Linked DNA regions of Homo sapiens: region 2 is linked to region 1. The links are chromatin loops, found by intact Hi-C in ENCODE. Cell type or tissue: Caco-2. All regions are shown on one strand. Links, peaks and the distances in the headings refer to the core of each region. The heading gives the core; the rest is flanking DNA.

Evidence for each region. Peaks named below come from ENCODE experiments on the same cell type or tissue, not always from the same donor. Only the 100,000 strongest peaks of a DNase experiment are listed, where the experiment ranks them.
Region 2: it touches region 1 in a loop (24-fold over the local background); 8 of 110 quality-filtered maps call a loop at or near these places.

The regions. Positions count from the first base shown.
Region 1 is chr2:41,839,293-41,842,211 of GRCh38, forward strand. No RefSeq gene overlaps it. Among named protein-coding and RNA genes, the nearest start is that of LINC01913, 37 kb to the right of the region's middle. In Caco-2, for the core only: a CTCF peak has its summit at 1,530; a DNase peak (open chromatin) is centred at 1,639; H3K4me3 peaks cover 963 bases.
Region 2 is chr2:42,661,908-42,664,826 of GRCh38, forward strand. The region is part of intron 8 of MTA3 (metastasis associated 1 family member 3); the gene reads left to right. Among named protein-coding and RNA genes, the nearest start is that of MTA3, 95 kb to the left of the region's middle. RefSeq lists an enhancer at 1,673-1,722. In Caco-2, for the core only: a CTCF peak has its summit at 1,408; a DNase peak (open chromatin) is centred at 1,374.

The sequences.
Region 1 (2,919 bases), core at 158-2,657:
TATTTTCATTTTACTACAAAGAAATCAGTTCTCAGAAAATATAAGTGACTTGTCCAAGATCACACAGCCAGAGAGTGAATTCGTTTTAGCCAGAATTCAAGTCTCCAAGTCTGTCCAGTAATCTTCCCATGACTCAGAAACACTCCAGACTTCCCTGCTCCCAACCAATCACCCAACCACCGCTACACACTTCACCATCATTGGTCCCAACCCAGGCTCACCCTAGAGTATATGCTGACTTATGTCCTTTGATTTCAAACCCCTGAAACCCTTGTCTTCATCAGTACATGTCCTTCTATGTACACTGCCCTCAGAATACTGTTGAACACTACAGCCAACTTAAAAGATACTCTAATAAACCAATTCTACTCCAATAAGTTAATCATTATAATGTTATGCTTTCGTCAGGTGCCAACGGGGCTTAAGAAAACAGTGCCTAAAAGAATAATGTAAACTGTGGGCAAGAGTGTGATATAGAGATTTTCCAAGTCCTATGTTCATACGTGTGAGTGTGATAGGTTTACAGACTAACTCCAGACAAAGCAAGCCACTATTCCTCTTTCAGAAGGGCCAACTCAGGCTGAAGTAGCCTATTGCCTGGGGGAGGAAGAAGGGAAATAATAATCATTATTCCCTTCCTCATAAATGATATGAATAATAGGGGCCAACATTTACTGATTGCTTTGTATTGGGTATTTTATCAGTACCACAATTAAACCACAATTCCATGAAGTAGGTGTTATTGTTAGTCTCATTTCCAGATGAGGAAACTGCGACAGGGAGGCTATGTAATCTCACCATGCTAGTGCTATGCAGGCTTGGGACTCAACAGGTATTCTTTCAAACGGCAAAATTCTCATTCTTTTTGTTTTTTTCTTTTTTTTTTTTTTTGAGACAAGGTCTCACTCTGTCACCCAGGCTATAGTGCTGTGGTGCAATCTCATCTCATTGCAGCCTCGACCTCCCAGGCTCAAGTGATCCTCCCACCTCAGCCACCCAAGTAGCTGGGACTACAGGCACACATCACACGTCTAGATAATTTTATTTTTTGTAGAGAGAGGGTCACACTATGTTTCCCAGGCTGCTCTCAAACTCTTGGACTCAAGCAATCCTCCTGCCTCAGCCTCACAAAATGCTGAGATTATAGGTGTGAGTCACGGCACTGACCCAGAATGCTCACTCTTAACCAGTGCACTGATCCCCACCAGTTATTGCTTATCGTGTACCTATTATGCGCATGGCACTGTGCGAACCTTAAACATATTAATTTCATTGAAACCTCATGGCAAGCCTTGGAGATAGGTATTATCATTATCCCCATCTGACAGATGAGGCTCAGGAAAGAAAGGAAACTGAGTTAATGTGGAGCTGGAACCGACGACACGCATTCTGACTAAGAGCTCTCTTATTCAGCACGACTGATTCCTATTCAAGTTTAGGTATTTCTCTTTCTACTTCATTTAGGTTAAAAGGCTTTCCTCTCCAGGAGCCTGGCAAGCCAAGCCCGCCCTCTGCGGGGCAACAGCACGAGGCATTACCCCTACAGACCACTTGGCGGCGCCGTCCGTCCTGAGTTGGAGAGAACGGTGGGCAAGTAGGGCTCCTTCCGCACGCTGCACGGTTCTTCTCCGGGCCCGCCCCCTTCCAGCAACAGCCAATCAGAAACTCGCTGACAGCGCTAGGCTCTCCACGGTAATGGCCGTGGATGATAATTGGCTAAGTCTCTTAAGGGACGTCTGGTTTCCGGGGACGCAGTGATAAGCGCAGAACGGGAGGTCTCTGAAGCAAGATGGGGCTCCAGACATAATCTTTACCTGAATAAGTCCCAACGCTGGGAGTGTCAGCCCGATCCTCCTACGGTGGAAAAGGCGGCAGCCAATTGCTACAGTCCCTTTAGGCTTTTCTCTCCCGCCAATCCTCACTCTGCCCTACGGGAGGGTTCTTGGCCGCTTCAGCTCGGTTTGCTGCTTACCAACCCCGCGGCCCAAGGGGAGCACGGCTCCCTGGCCCGATGCCCCCGGGGTATGCAGAAGGGCCCAGCCGGGACAGCAGCCACTGCATTTCTTTGGCTTGCGCTGCAGTCCGGATGGAGCTCGGTTCTGACCCAGAACATGAGATCGGGTTCTCATTAATTCAGCCCAGGGCCTTGCACACGCGCCCCGCCCCTGCTTGAAGTGGCTCACCCCGGACTTTCAGGATCTCACACGAAGTGCTTCGCTTTCCCCTGCAGGGATGGTACTCTCTGAGCGCCCTTGGAACTTTGTAAATAGCTGCATTGCAGCACTTCTCCATTGTTTTATTTCACGCATATTGGACTCAGGGTAGAGACCATATCTTAAACGTCTTTGCTTTGAGCAAGATATTTAAACTCTCTGTGCAGCATTTTTCTCAACTGTAAAGTGGGGATAGTAGTACCTCTTGCATAAAGTTGTGCGCACTAATACATGTAAAGCGCTTAGAAGACGGTCTTGCACACAGCAGATGATCAGAAAATGTTAGCCACTTGTTATTCCTACAATGCCTAGCACAAACACATCATAAATACTCTACAGTGCTTAGAATCAGTTTCATATATTTGTTCTTGGAGGTTTAAATCTCAGCTTTGTCAGAACTGCTCCAAGAAGGAAACGGTAAATATATATACACATGGCTGTAAATGTGTCCGAGTGCTTCAACATGCAGTGGCAGTTGAGAACAGCAGGGAGCCTGGGTTCAAGTTCTGACTGCAGCTGAACAGCCGAATGACCAATAGAAAATTAACTAAAACTTAACTCCTCAGCTGGGGAATGGAGATGATCATAATAATATCTACTTCATCGGGTTGTGGTGCTTGCATTCTTATCCCACTTTCACTTTGGGAGCTAGTACAAGAATGTAATGACACAGTATAGTATTTCTACCTTATATGTGTCTCCCACT
Region 2 (2,919 bases), core at 289-2,788, 820 kb after region 1:
GAGTCCTACTTCCCTTTACCTCTGCCTCCTTTCAAGAGCCAGCCACTGTAACAGATCTGCTATGTATGTAGTCTGTGTTTTTATAGTTGTATTATTTATTATTCCAAAACAACATAAATATTCTTTTGCATATGCTTAAATTTATTGTGTAACACTTGCCATTTGCCCATTATTGAGATCTAGCCGTGTTAATAAATATAAACACAGTTCATTCATTTTAACTGCTTTCTATTATTTCCAATATTCTTGTATATAATACTACACAACATTATTTATGTATTCTGTTACCAGGGAACATCTGGAGTGCTTTCAAAACGTTTTTCTTTTGCTGTGTTACTCATAATGCTATGTTGAAAATTTCACACATATCCCTTTGTGAGCATGTGTGTGAGTTTTTAGGCTATAACTAGAGTTATATTTATATATATAAATTTATATATTTCTTGTGTCTTGTTTTTTCTAATGGTTTTAAAGTTTTCTTCATATTTAGGACTGTAAATCTATATAGAGTTTAATTTTGTGAATAGAGTGAGGTAGGGATCTAATTTTTCTCATATATTAAATTAATTGTCCCAGTACCATTTATTGAATTTGTTTCTTCATGATTTGTAATGCCCCTTTATCATATTTTAGGTTCCTAGATATACTTAGGCCTGTTTATAGACTTTTAATCTATTCTCTTTTGTTTTGTAGATCTATTTTTCCCTGTGCAAGCACCACATTTTAGTACATTTTGATAACTAAGTCTTATGTGAACTTTCTTTTTAACTGTTTTAAATGACCTCCACCGCCCCTATGTTTTCCCTAACTATATTATATAAATACTTTTTTTTTTTTTTTTTGAGACAGAGTCTCGCCCTGTCGCCCAGGCTGGAGTGCAGTGGTGCGATCTCGGCTCACTGCAATCTCCGCTTCCCGGGTTCAAGTGATTCTTCTGCCTCAGCCTCCCGAGTAGCTGGGATTACAGGCGCACGTCACCACACCTAGCTAATTTTTGTATTTTTAGTAGAGACGGGTTTCACCGTGTTGGTCAGGCTGGTCTCGAATTCCTGACCTCGTGATCTGCCCACTTCGGCCTCCCAGAGTTGCTGGGATTACAGGTGTGAGCCACTGTGCCTGGCCGGATAAAAATACCTTTTTAAAAATCACTGCAAGAACTTAGTTTTACCCTAATGTTGCATGATCTTATATAGGTAAACTATTATTTATGTAACCAGTCCCTTGTAGTTTAACACTATTCTTATGAGATACTGCTTCTCAGATTATAACTGGGGATGTGGTCCCTGCTTGAGTGCAAGTGGAAAAGCTTGTTCCTGAGATGGTGGAGAGTTCTCGTGGCAGCTGGGCTGACTTGCCTGAGGTAGAGAGGGCCTGTGTGGGCTCTTGGTTCACAGCTGCAGCAGCTCACTGCTTCCCACTGCTGGTGAATGTGCAGGACAGCAGGTGAATTTCTTTTGGGAGAGGGCAGTTTTAGAGGTTTGGTATTTGTTGTCAGTGAAGGTGATATTTTAAAGAAGCATTTTAAAGAGGATTCTACCTATATACCTTAATTCCTTTAAACATCATTTTATGGCCAAGTACACTGGCTTATGCCTGTAGTCTCAAAACTTTGGGAGGCTGAGGCAGGATGATCACTTGAGGCCAGGAGTCTGAGACAGGCCTAGGCAACATAACAAGACTCTGTCTCTACAAAACAAAACAAAACAAATTAGCCAGGCATGGTGGTGAGTGCTTGTAGTTCCAACTATTCGTGAGGCTGAGGTGGAGGGATCCCTTGAGCCAAGAAGTTCGAGGCTGCAGTGAGCTATGATCATCCCAATGTAGGCAACAGAGTAAGACTCTGTTTCATAAATAATCATTTTCTGTGTAGTTTCTGTAATACTTGCCTCTTATGCTCCTTCTAGGAAGTTACCTTCACACCCTTCAGTGTTTTTTATCTCTCCTGTTTTGTTTCCATTCTGAAGCTTAGTAATTTTGAGGTCCGATTACTTTTGTATCACATATATTCTTTCTAGTTATTTATTACCGTAATTATTTTCTAAAGCAGAAGTAGGCTCAGAGGCTCAGGAAGTGGTGTTTTGTCATGTTTGTATAGCTGGTTTCAGAGATAGGGTTTGGATCTGCACTTGATTCCTCCTGAGTAGTTATCTCTCCTCTGTCAGATTACCTCTTCTATCTACCCTTCCACCTCATTTTTGTTAGAATGACTTGGATTTAAGCGTCATTATTGTCTTTCTTTGAGGCAGCACTGAAGAAGATGTGTTTTTTTGCTTGCAACATTTAAATACCATGGTTTCCTTCTCATACTGCTTTAGGTTCAGCTTTACTTAGACTCTTAGATCCTGAGGCATTTATAAAATTGAGTAGTATGGTTAAAAATTAATTATTAGTATGTTGATAATGAGCTTTGCAGATTGTTTCCCAAAAAGAACATATGAAAGGTTCATTGGTTGTTTTGTACCATTAAATGAAAATGGATTCATCATTCAGTTGAATTTGGGGAGTCACATTCTTTTCTTTGAGTATTTATGGTCCTACTACCCCCTCACCCCGCTTACCTTTTTTTTTTTTTTTTTTTTTTTTTTTTGAGACAGTTTGCTCTGTTGCCCAGGCTGGAGTGCAGTGGCGTGATCTTGGCTCACTGCAACCTCTGCTTCCTGGGTTCAAGTGTTTCTCCTGCTTCAGTCTCCTGCCTCAGCCAGTAGCTGAGATTACAGGCGTCCGCCACCACTGCCGACTAATTACGGTCCTATTCTGATCGCTTTAGCACCTTTTTCTATTAGGTGATCAAACCTTGGATCTGAAGACCTCTTTGAGAGGCCTGCAGAGAGGGCAGGGTTGTGGAACTGCTGAAACCTGATAGCCCTTCCTAAGTGATTTTCTTTGTGACTTTTATTCTGAGGACTTCAATGGGCTGTC